2 separate regions of the Homo sapiens genome follow, and region 1 is linked to region 2. A link is an interaction called in ENCODE POLR2A ChIA-PET data of the cell type or tissue named here. Cell type or tissue: endothelial cell of umbilical vein. All regions are shown on one strand. Each heading gives the region's core, and the rest is flanking DNA. Links, peaks and the distances in the headings are about the cores only. Region 1 has its middle 18 kb from the start of LINC02694. Region 2 has its middle 150 kb from the start of LINC02694.

The links. Peaks named below come from ENCODE experiments on the same cell type or tissue, not always from the same donor. Only the 100,000 strongest peaks of a DNase experiment are listed, where the experiment ranks them.
Region 1: POLR2A ChIA-PET joins it to region 2 with 6 read pairs; 2 of 35 experiments call an interaction of 5 or more read pairs at or near these places.

Annotation. Positions count from the first base shown.
Region 1 is chr15:38,711,571-38,716,952 of GRCh38, forward strand. No RefSeq gene overlaps it. Among named protein-coding and RNA genes, the nearest start is that of LINC02694, 18 kb to the left of the region's middle. In endothelial cell of umbilical vein, for the core only: no CTCF peak of the experiment used is centred there; a DNase peak (open chromatin) is centred at 2,891.
Region 2 is chr15:38,842,029-38,847,410 of GRCh38, forward strand. No RefSeq gene overlaps it. Among named protein-coding and RNA genes, the nearest start is that of LINC02694, 150 kb to the left of the region's middle. In endothelial cell of umbilical vein, for the core only: no CTCF peak of the experiment used is centred there; DNase peaks (open chromatin) are centred at 1,073 and 2,353; H3K27ac peaks cover 4,178 bases.

The DNA of each region.
Region 1 (5,382 bases), core at 119-5,118, 130 kb before region 2:
TGGCAGGAGGGTCAGTCATCACTTGCTCCTTTGTACCGTGCAGTCTCTGTGCTTATCTGAGCACAAACATGAAATCGTTGTAGTAGGAAGTAAAGAAGCTCTGCTAGAACTCAGTATAATAGGTACGGTACCAGTTTGCTGGACGTATTGAATAAGGAGAAAATAGAGAAACTATTATTAAAAGGATACATACATACAAAATGGGGTACATACTGTGGCCTTGGCTATTGGCAGGGAGACAAAGGAGATCATCATTGAAGATACATTGAGGAAGAAGTTGATAGGACCCAATATAGAGCCCAGAGAAGAGGAAAATAGTTCATTGCAAGTTTCGAATTTTGCGTTCTTGCAGAATATTATTGTAGGGGGGTGGGCAGGGAAGGAGGTGAAATTCTAAGCTTGAATCAAAATGTTTGAAAACTGACTTGGTGATAGACAACTGGAAATAGCCATTCATTTATTCAGCGGATATTTATCGAATGCAAACTATAAACTATTGTGCGAGGTGCTGGGGATATACTGGTAAACAAGCCAGATGTGCTTGGACCATAACCTCCTAGAGCTTTCATTCTGGTGTGTCCTGATGGGGAAATAAGGCCTTCCATGAGAGGCACACCTGGAGCAATGGCTGTGCCATGCTTGGCAGTGACCTCTCACAGACAGCAAGTAGACAGTGCCCTGCAGAGGGCTGAAGGAAGAGCCGTGGACCCCCAGTCATTGCAGAAAGATGCTATCATTTATGAACAGGTTATGTGTTTTAGACAAACTGTCCTAAGAATTTTTAAACCATCCTTCCATTTCTTTATATTTAAATCCATTGTTTGAGCTCATCCCTGCCACAGAATTCTGACAAGTGAATAGAGTAGATGATTAAACAGGCTGTCAATGGTGCAAATATGTCCACCAACCCAAGATAAAAGATGACAGCCTCTAATGATACTTTAAAAATTCTCCTGGCCCACTGAAGGGGCACTGGCACTTTTTGTTTAATTTACCAGGATTCTTCAAGCTATTCCCTAGCTCTACTAGGTGATATTAAGTGCTAAACCCTTTCTCCCTCTCTTTTATTCACCTGAGCTTTAACCCAAACTTGGACTGGGCTTTAGGGAGATTAGGAAATTTTGATGAATGAGATGCCTAAAAGACATAAGACAAAGTCTCCTGAGGATGATTATTTATTTAGAGACTGGGTCTCACTTTGTCGATATGCAGTGGCATAATCACGTTTTACTACAGCTTTGACCTCCTGGGTTCCAGTGATCCTCCTACCTCTGCCTCCCTAGTAGCTGGGACTATTGGCATGCACCACCATGCCCTGCTAATTTTTTAGTTTTTTTGTAGTGACAGGTCCCGCTATTTTGCTCAGGTTGGTCTTGAACTCCTGGGCTCAAGTGATTCTCCCACCTCGGTCTCCCAAAGTATGCCACCACTCCCGGCCTATTCTCCTGATGAAATAGCACAAATAGTTGTCCAGGTTAAGGAAAAATCTTACTAAATGGCAATAATGCTAAAATTAGCATTGATTTACATTTTCAAGGCTTGTTAAGCACTTTATTATATGATAATGATTTATTTTGTTAAAACATTTTAGAAAACTCGCAAACGATCACAAGGTAGATCTTAATAGGTATGAGATAAATTACCAAAAGTGAATCTATACCAAAGCAAAGAGAAATTGTCTTAATGACCAAAGTTCTAAAGTCTTTTCCAGAAATGTCTTCCAGGGTGGGATTGCATTGAGAAGACCCACAGATGTTCACCCTTCGAAAGACTGACTCTACCTCTGGAGAAATTTTAACACTCCTTCAGGGAGGGAAGGAGCTATTTGCGATGCCCTGATTTGCTCTGCCAACTTCCCATTCTTCTCCTTCCCATGTGATTGGATGTGTGTGCTATCTTTCCCTTGTCTGTGGCTATGCTTGGTTCCCTGGCATTTCCTCCTCCCTTTATTACCTGGACATTTGTCTATCCTGCCTCTCATTTTTCTTTCCAGGAACACAAAGGGTCCCGGAATTTTTATATCTGCCGTGATCCGTTATGATTATATTTTAAAGCTTAACTCTCCAGATGGCATTACTTTATGGACGTTCATGTTGGAATAGGGGAAATTGTCTGTATGTCCTCCACGTCTAGACAACGATATTTCTGCCAGGAACGTCTGATAAGGTCATCTCCAGGTTCAGCAGATCGTTAAGTGGTGGCAGCGTGTCCCGATCTTTCCTGAGGTGCACTGCAAATAATTTCCTATGATTAACGTTATCTTAGTACCAATGCATGTGAATGTTAATTCTTGAAAAATCAGAGGATTGCAAGTTATTCCCATCACCAATAATACTCATTCCTTAATATTCCAATGCTTTCTGAAGTAGAAGAGAAAGCTGTGACGTTGCATCATTAAATCAAAATGGACATGACCCACAGTCAATCTGGGTACCTACGAGGCAGTGTATTTACATGTCTTTATTATTTTTCACGGTGGGAGGTAGCAACTGCATCATGGAAAATATGGAAAAAACTCAGTTTTTTTTGGAATAATAAATCCAGAAGCCAAGAGGTCCCCCAGCCCTTCTCCCTCATGAATATTGAGCTTACTTTGAATGACATAAAATTAAAAGGAAATTTCTTTTATAGTTTAGTTAAGGCAACGTGTATTGGCTCAACATGATTCATGATTAAATATATGGATCTAACTCCATCCAACACAGAGACCTGCCCAGCCATTTTGGCCCTGCCCACGAATGGGCAGTGCCTTCTCTCTCTGCCATCTTTGCTTCTCTCTCCTTGCTTTCCTGCTTGCTCTCCTTTCCTGCCTGCGTGCTTCACTGACTTACTCACCATATTCCATCGCTCCTCTCTCAACAGAGAGTCTGTCTTCCTACAGTGTGGGTGCCTGCCAGCAATAATGGAAACAGTGGAAAATTTTCTTGTGGTTGGAGATGAAGCCAACAGCAAAGGAAGCTCGTTCCTAGCTCTGCTCTCCTCCCCTGCAGACCCCCTTCTCTCAGCTCTGCATTCAGGCTGGGGACTGGGAGTACAGGACTTGTGGCCAGAAGATCCAAGAGATTTTTTGCTGGCTTTTGCTGCCTGAAGTGTGCTCTGAAACAGCAATCAAAAAGGCTTTCTGGAGGCCTGGAAGGATGGGAGGGCACCAAGCAAACACAGTTCTCCTTCAGAGAAAGCTGCTGGACACCAAAGAAGGGCCCCCAAGCTTCATGAGGTTACTGTTGCAGACCCCCTGCAAACACAGGGGCCCAGTGAAATAAATACCTCCATGCCCTGGGGGCCTATCTGGCCCTGTTAAAACTGTGCCCCTGCATGTTTGGGTTAGTTCATTAGAGAATTTCCAAGACTCTTGAAATGCTTGTGGGTAACCTGGAATTTCCTTAGAGACCTGGCTGCCGAGATCACTAACCAGCATCAGGGACCTATGCCTTCTGTGAGAGACAAAGACAGTTGTGTAGAAGTGGGTCATAGGAAATTTTTGGAAGTTATTCAGCCACAGATTCCTTTATAAAACACAAACACACCAACTATAAAAGTTCTAGAATGTGGCAGAGAAGACCTAAATCTCAATCAAGGCAGAGAGATGTATGCAGCTGTCCTTGTCTCTGCTAAAGGCCAGCTTTGTAATATATATTTATTGATACAGGCTCACACAACTAATGGGATAGACATCGACTGCCATTTTTAGTTCTCTCTCTTTTTTTTTTTTTTTTTTAAACAAATCTCTCACCCAGGCTGGAGTGTGGTGGCATGATCTTGGCTCACTGCAGCCTTAAGTTCCTGGACTCAGATTCTCCTGCCTCAGTCTCCTGAGTAGCTGGGACCACAGGCATGCACCACCACTCCTGGTTATTGGTTTTGTGTGTGTGTGTGTGTGTGTGTGTGTGTGTGTGTGTGTGTTTTTGTTTTGTTTTTTGTTTTTTGACAGTTTCGTTCTTGTTGCCCAGGCTAGAGTGCAATGATGCAATCTCAGCTCACCGCAACCTCTGCCTCCCACGTTCAAGTGATTGTCCTGCCTCAGCCTCCGGAGTAGCTGGGATTACAGGCATGCACCTCCATGCCCCACTAACTTTGTAGTTTTAGTAAAGATGGGGTTTCTCCATGTTGGCCAGGCTGGTCTCGAACTCCTGACCTCAGGTGATCATCCCCTCTTGGCCTCCCAAAGTGCTGGGATTACAGGCATGAGCTACCAAGCACGGCCTTTAGTTCTCTTTGATGTTGAAAGGCAAAGACCTGATGGGATTCATGAGGATCCTCAAGATCTTATGGCACAGAACAATGGTTAAACAGTAGATTTTCTGAATAGCGACTTAACTGACCTTTCCTAGCGATGTTAGGTTTAAGTTCCATCAGAGGAACTCTCAGGAATGGACACATGGGATCTTTTTTTGGGATGAAACGGGTCACTTTCAGCCTCATCTCAAGTACACCCTTGAGACCCTGGAAATACTTCGGGGGGCTACCCCATTCCTTAATTTTCTGTAGTATCAGTGAGAGGTAAAGCCAGCTGGATTTCCTGGGTTGAGTGGGGACTTGAAAAACTTTTCTGTCTTACAAGAGGATTGTAAAATGCACCAATCAGCACTCTGTAGCTAGTAAGAGGATTGTAAAACGCACCAGTCAGCACGAGTCTAAAAGTAGCCAATCGCAAGGAAGATTGAAAAAAGGGCCCTCTGACAGGACGGAAATGGAATATGGGAGGGGACAAATAAGGGAATAAAAGCAAGCCCCTGCAGCTAGCAGCAGCAACCCGCTCGGGTTTCCTTCCATGCTGTGGAAGCGTTGTTCTTTGGCTCTGGCTCTTAGCAATAAATCTTGCTGCTGCTCATTCTTAGGGTCCATGCCACCTTTAAGAGCTGTAACACTGTGAAGGTGAGGCTTCATTCTTGAGGTCAGCAAGACCACGAACCCACTGGAAGGAACGAACTCCGGACACATTAGCATGTTCCTTTCTTGTATAGAACATTATTTTGTCATTTTTGATTCACTTGACAAATATTTACTAAACATGTGCCTGATCCTTTATTAAGTAGTGAGGAAATATGGTGAGCAAGACAGACCCAGGTCCCTGCCCCTCACAATTATAAAGTCACCATAAAGAAGGACAGGCGGTCCCTTTGATGCTGCATCTGTGGGCATAGGCTCTGGAGCCGGGGCCATGTTGCTTTTCTTGCCTCTCTCTCTCCCCATCATTGTGACTTCTGCAGTGGCTGAATCAAAGGTAATGAACTAATAACATGTCTCCATTTTTCTAATTGTTTTCCAAAAATGAGTAAGTACTCAAAGAATAGAGTTTGCTGTAGTGTGTGATGGTTGAGGGTTGGGAACCAAATAACCTAGGTTTCAATCCTCTTTCACCACTTTATTAGCAGCATGACC
Region 2 (5,382 bases), core at 148-5,147:
CCTTCAGAGCTTAAGTCATGTCAGGAGAGATTCTGTATGTATTGCATTATTGTATCCCCAGAACCTAGTGCAGTGCATGGAACATTTATCAGTGTCTGTTGAACAGAACAAAGCTGCTGAATGATCGTTCAAAAGTCTGAGGTCTTGTCAATGAGTACCATAGAAGCTGGCTATTTGTAGCCCCTGCTGCAAGGGAGGAGGAACTCCTGTCATTTCTTTAGTTCCTGTAACCCTCTTAGATTTCCTTTATTCATATTGTCGTTTTCTCTCTCCATTCTTACTACACTGGATTTCTCAGAAGAGCTTCCAAGACTCTTCCACAATTACTGTGGGACAACAGTAAATAGTCTGCAATTTTCAAGGGCTCAGTATCTTTTAGTCCTAAAAATGGCTGTATGTTGACCTTTTGCCACCCAGCTGTGGTGTGATGGAAACTGGGGGGCCCAATCTGAGAGTGAAGTGCCTTGTAATCCTGGATTTCAAGAATGAGCCTGAATTTATTTTCCTGTCAGCTCATGATGGTGACTTGTTTCTGAAATTCTTTGCACTAGTAATAGACTGAGCATTCTTAGGACTGCACAAAGAGAACTTTGAAAAGTCCTTTAATTTGTCTTAAGTTGACATAGCTGTTTATTTTCTATTTAGTTCTATCTATTCTTTTTTAATATTGAAAGAGAAATTTATTTTTAATACAATTAAAAGCTTAAAAATATAAAGTAAGAAATGTCTTATTTCTAGCCTGCTTTCAGCTAACAGTTAATAAGTTTATTTTGGCTCATGCTCAAATAAAATACACAACTTGTGGCTACCATCCTTGTCCTAACCCTCTTTGCAGCCTTGAAGATAGCTTCCCTCATCAAGAAAAATCATCCCCATTATTTAAGCACTTTACCTAACCCTATTGAGCTTTTTTGTCTTAGTCCCTAAACTAAATGTTTAAAAAGTAGGTTAAATTTCAAAACTGACCACAGGTCAAGTTGAGAATGAGATGCAAAGTTGAGCATATGTCTCTAAAGTCCTAAATAACTTTCCAACTTGGTCTTTCAGGCTGGTAGGAGGGATTCTGGGTTGAAGCCATGGACTGGTACAAACATTTCTGGAGGAATATACACCATGACTTGCACATTTTGGAATAACAACAATCATGTTTTTCCAATAGCATATAATCTCAAATTCTTCTCTCCAGGAGGGAAAAAAGCATAAGCCATACCATCTGGCAGTGGCTAGATTAGTTTCACATTGGAAAACTGTTGTAGAGGGTAGCTGGGTGTCTCTAAAGCGATGGAACCACAATAAAGATTCAAGAAACAAAATAATAATTGCAATTAAAAATGAAACACTGCCAAATTCTTGAGTTGCCGTCTAGGGTTTTAGTGGTTTGGTTATTTGTATCTTCATTACTTCTACACTCTGGATACAGAGATTCCAGGGATTAGCGGGTGGCAATAAAGTTTCATTGTAGCACAGTGAGAAATGCAAACAGCATTACAATTTGTGAGGCAGAACAAAACCAAGCTCTTTTTAATTCATGTTAGCATAGAAGCAATGTAACCAAAAAATACAGAAATAGTCTTGTGTTTGGAAAAGGATGGTAGTGGGATGCATTGTTTTGTGTCATGGATTGATTTGGGACATGCACTTAATCTTTTTTTTTTTTTTTTTTTTTTTTTTGAGATGGAGTCTCTCTCTGTCTCCAGGCTGGAGTATAGTGGCATGATCTCAGCTCACTGCAATCTCTGCCTCCCGGGTTCAAGAGATTCTCCTGCCTCAGCCTCCTGAGTAGCTGGGATTATAGGCACATGCCACCACACCCAGCTAATTTTTGTATTTGTAGTAGAGATAGGGTTTCACCACGTTGGCCGGGATGGTTTCGATATCCTGACCTCGTGATCTGCTCGCCTTGGCTTCCCAAAGCGTTGGGATTACAGGTGTGAGCCATTATGCCCAGTCATACTTACTCTTACTGTGTCTATTTTGAACCTCTTACAAAGTTTCTGTCTGTAGGAGATTTATTGTCACTAATACTTTATGGAATTGGCTCTTATATTGGTGTATATTGCTTGATTTTTTCTACGTTTTAAATAATCTAAGAAGGAGACACTGAAAGCAAGCTTTTCCGTTTCAGTTTTTAGTTTTGCCACTGAGTGCATTGCCTTAATACAATTGTGTTAACTTGTGAGTTCATTCTGTTTCACTTACCCTTTGCAATGAGGAAGTAAAATAGGGATATATAAATAACTCAAAACTTAATTACTTATGTTAGGATGGAAAATATATGATTTAACACACACATCAGGGGAAAAACAAGGTTCAAGTAATAAATATGTTCATGATTAACGACCAGAGGAAATTCCATTGCAGGCACATCCAGGCTCACTCACACACAAGGCATGCCACTGATAATCCTGCACATCCTTCCCCCTCCATCTCTGCCTCAGCCTCCATTCAAATGCACATTCCTCCAAACAGAGTATACACACAGACACAGGATAAAATTGGTAAAGAAAGCTCATGTCAGTTAAATGCCAGATTTTGATGAGAAAGCTTATTAATTGGATAAGCTACGAATCTCTAAGGCAGATTACTGTAAATGGGGAGGGGTGAGGATGTTGTTAGAATTGAAACTTAGAGCCTCACAAAACATGATTTGTGAGGTATCTTTCCCATAGTGATTTATTTTTGGGAACAAAATGTCATTTGTATAAAATATATTGTTGGCAATTGATATAGTCATTTAATTTTATGACAGTGTATTTTAGGAATAAATGCATTCCCCAAAGGGGCATTGGCATAGAATTAGCAATAGAAATGATGTCACTGCTATAAGGAAATCCAAAGTGGCTAAGATTCCAGAGAGTCCTGCAGAGGTCTATAGCCTATGGATTATTAAACACTGCTGCCTGATAAGGGGTGAGAACAAAAAGAACAAAAGCAAATGTACATGATTTAGAAATTCCGAAACATGGTTTGAGCAACTGGAAATAGAAACCAAAAGCTTTCTCAAATATGTTTTAAGTAAACTATCAGCCTACAAAAGAATACTTTTTTAACTTTGACCAGCAATGTAAAACTTTCAAAATATGCATAAAAATCTTAAATACATACTCAGTTTATACAGAAAAATAGGCCTGGCGTGGTGGCTCATGCCTGTAACCCCAGCACTTTGGGAAGCTGAGGTAGGAGGGCTGCTTGAGCCCAGGAGTTTGAGACCAGCCTGGGCAGCATGGTGAGACCCTATCTCTACAAAAAATTTAAAAATTAGCCAGGCATGATGGCATAAGCCTGTAGTCCCAGGTACTCCCAAAAATCAATAATAAGACTTGGGCAGCTCAAGAGGAAATTCTAAAGAAAGGGGATCTGATAATTAAATCATGAGATGTATCCTGGACCTCCTGGCATTAACCTTCTGGGAGGCAGCAGGAAGGAGATAATCTCAGCCAATGTCTCTATTCTGCAAAAAAAATGGAGCCCAGAGAAGCTAAAATGGTTTGGGTAGAACTCTACAGTAGTTCACTCTGATTGATATGGGCTTCCTATGTTTGATTCAGTTGTAGGAATCCTATCAATGAAAATTAGTTTTGGCAGGAGCCTGCTCTGTCAGCTGTGACCCACTATTGCCTTCTACTACACTATAATTACATGCCCACTCAAAAGGTATTAGGACCTCCACAGATACCAAAGTGTACTGAAAGTAAATTGAAAACGAATGGGAAACAAAATGCAGTTTAAAAAGCTTCACAAAATCAGCAACCTTAAACAGAAAAAATTACCATTTTGCCCCAGATAAAATCTCAGGATGCCATCAAAGGCAATCCTTTGAGTATTTCAGGGTCTCAAATTGTATTAGTGGGAAGGAGGCAAAACAATTCTATTTGGACTTGAACTGAACCAAAGTTTAATTTGAGATAAATTCCATAATTTACCTAGGAATCAGTGTCTTTTTTTTTCTTTTCTTTTCTTTCTTTTTCTTTCTTTCTTTCTTTTTTTTTTGTTTTTTTGTTTTTTTGTTTTTTTGAGGCAGGGTCTTGCGCTGTTACTCAGGCTGGAATGCAGTGAAGCAATCATGGCTCACTGAAGCCTTAACCTCCAAGGCTTAGGCGATTCTCCCACCTTGGCATCCTGAGTGGCTGGGAGTACAGGCACATGCCACCACCCCTGGCTAATTTTTCATCTTTTGTAGAGACAGGGTCTCGCCATGTTGCCCAGCCTGGCCTCAATATTCCTGGGCTGAAGCAATCCTCCCACCTTGGCTTCCCAAAGTGCTGGGATTACAGGTGTGAGCCATCGTGCCCAGCCTATTTACAATATTATTAAAGTTATAGCTTTGAAAGAGTTGAAAAGTGTTTTCACCATCTAATTCTACCCGTGCTCCTTGTGAACAAAAGTTCTGTTTTGGGTCCTGTATGTGACAGAAGATAAACACTAAGTGCATCAGCAGGGGGTGGAAGAAGTGAATTCCATGAACACTCACCCTAGCTGCAACAGAAAACCATCTATTCTCATCTTTTTTCAGCTCTATAAAAAGAAGGAAGACTGTTTCACAGTCGTGGATGAGTAGCTGATAACAGCTTTCATAAAATATGCATACACAATTACCTCAAAGAACCAGTCTCTTGTTCCAAACATTTCAACAGCAAAAGACCTTCCTGTAGCCAGCCATTTAGAAAGTGAAATGTTGCCTAGAAAATAATTATTGGAATCAATAAACAATTAAAATTAGGGGTGGAAAAAAGCAAGAAAAAGCCATCGTCAGTGTGTGTAAGAGTACAAAGTACTGGATTTCCAAGCTGACTTATATAATTGTCCCAGGTTTTCAAGAAGGATTCAGTGTATACTGGTGGCAGATTTTTTTTTTTTTTTTTTTTTTTTTTTTTGAGACGGAGACTCACTCTTATTGCCCAGGCTGGAGTGCAGTGGCGCGACCTTGGCTCACTGCAAGCTCCGCCTACTGGGTTCACACCATTCTCCTGCCTCAGCCTCCTGAGTAGCTGGGACTACAGGCGCCCACCACTACGCCTGGCTAATTTTTTGTATTTTTTAATAGAGACGGGGTTTCTCTGTGTTAGCCAGGATGGTCTTGATCTCCTGACCTCGTGATCCGCCCACCTCGGCCTCCCAAAGTGCTGGGATTACAGGCGTGAGCCACTGTACCCGGCGGCAGCTTTATTCTTACTAGGCCAAATCAAACTTGGGGTCTGGGAATCACAGCAAAATACTATGAGCATTATCATGCAGCTATCTGCCCTGGAAAAGAGGAGCCCCCTCTGTGATGATCAAAGACTGTGGGTCAGATAGGATTGCCTGTAAGGGTGATTTCCACCTCAATGGCTCTCTTTGGGAGAGGGCCTTCCCCAGACCTCAATAAGGCAGGTTGCAATTGCT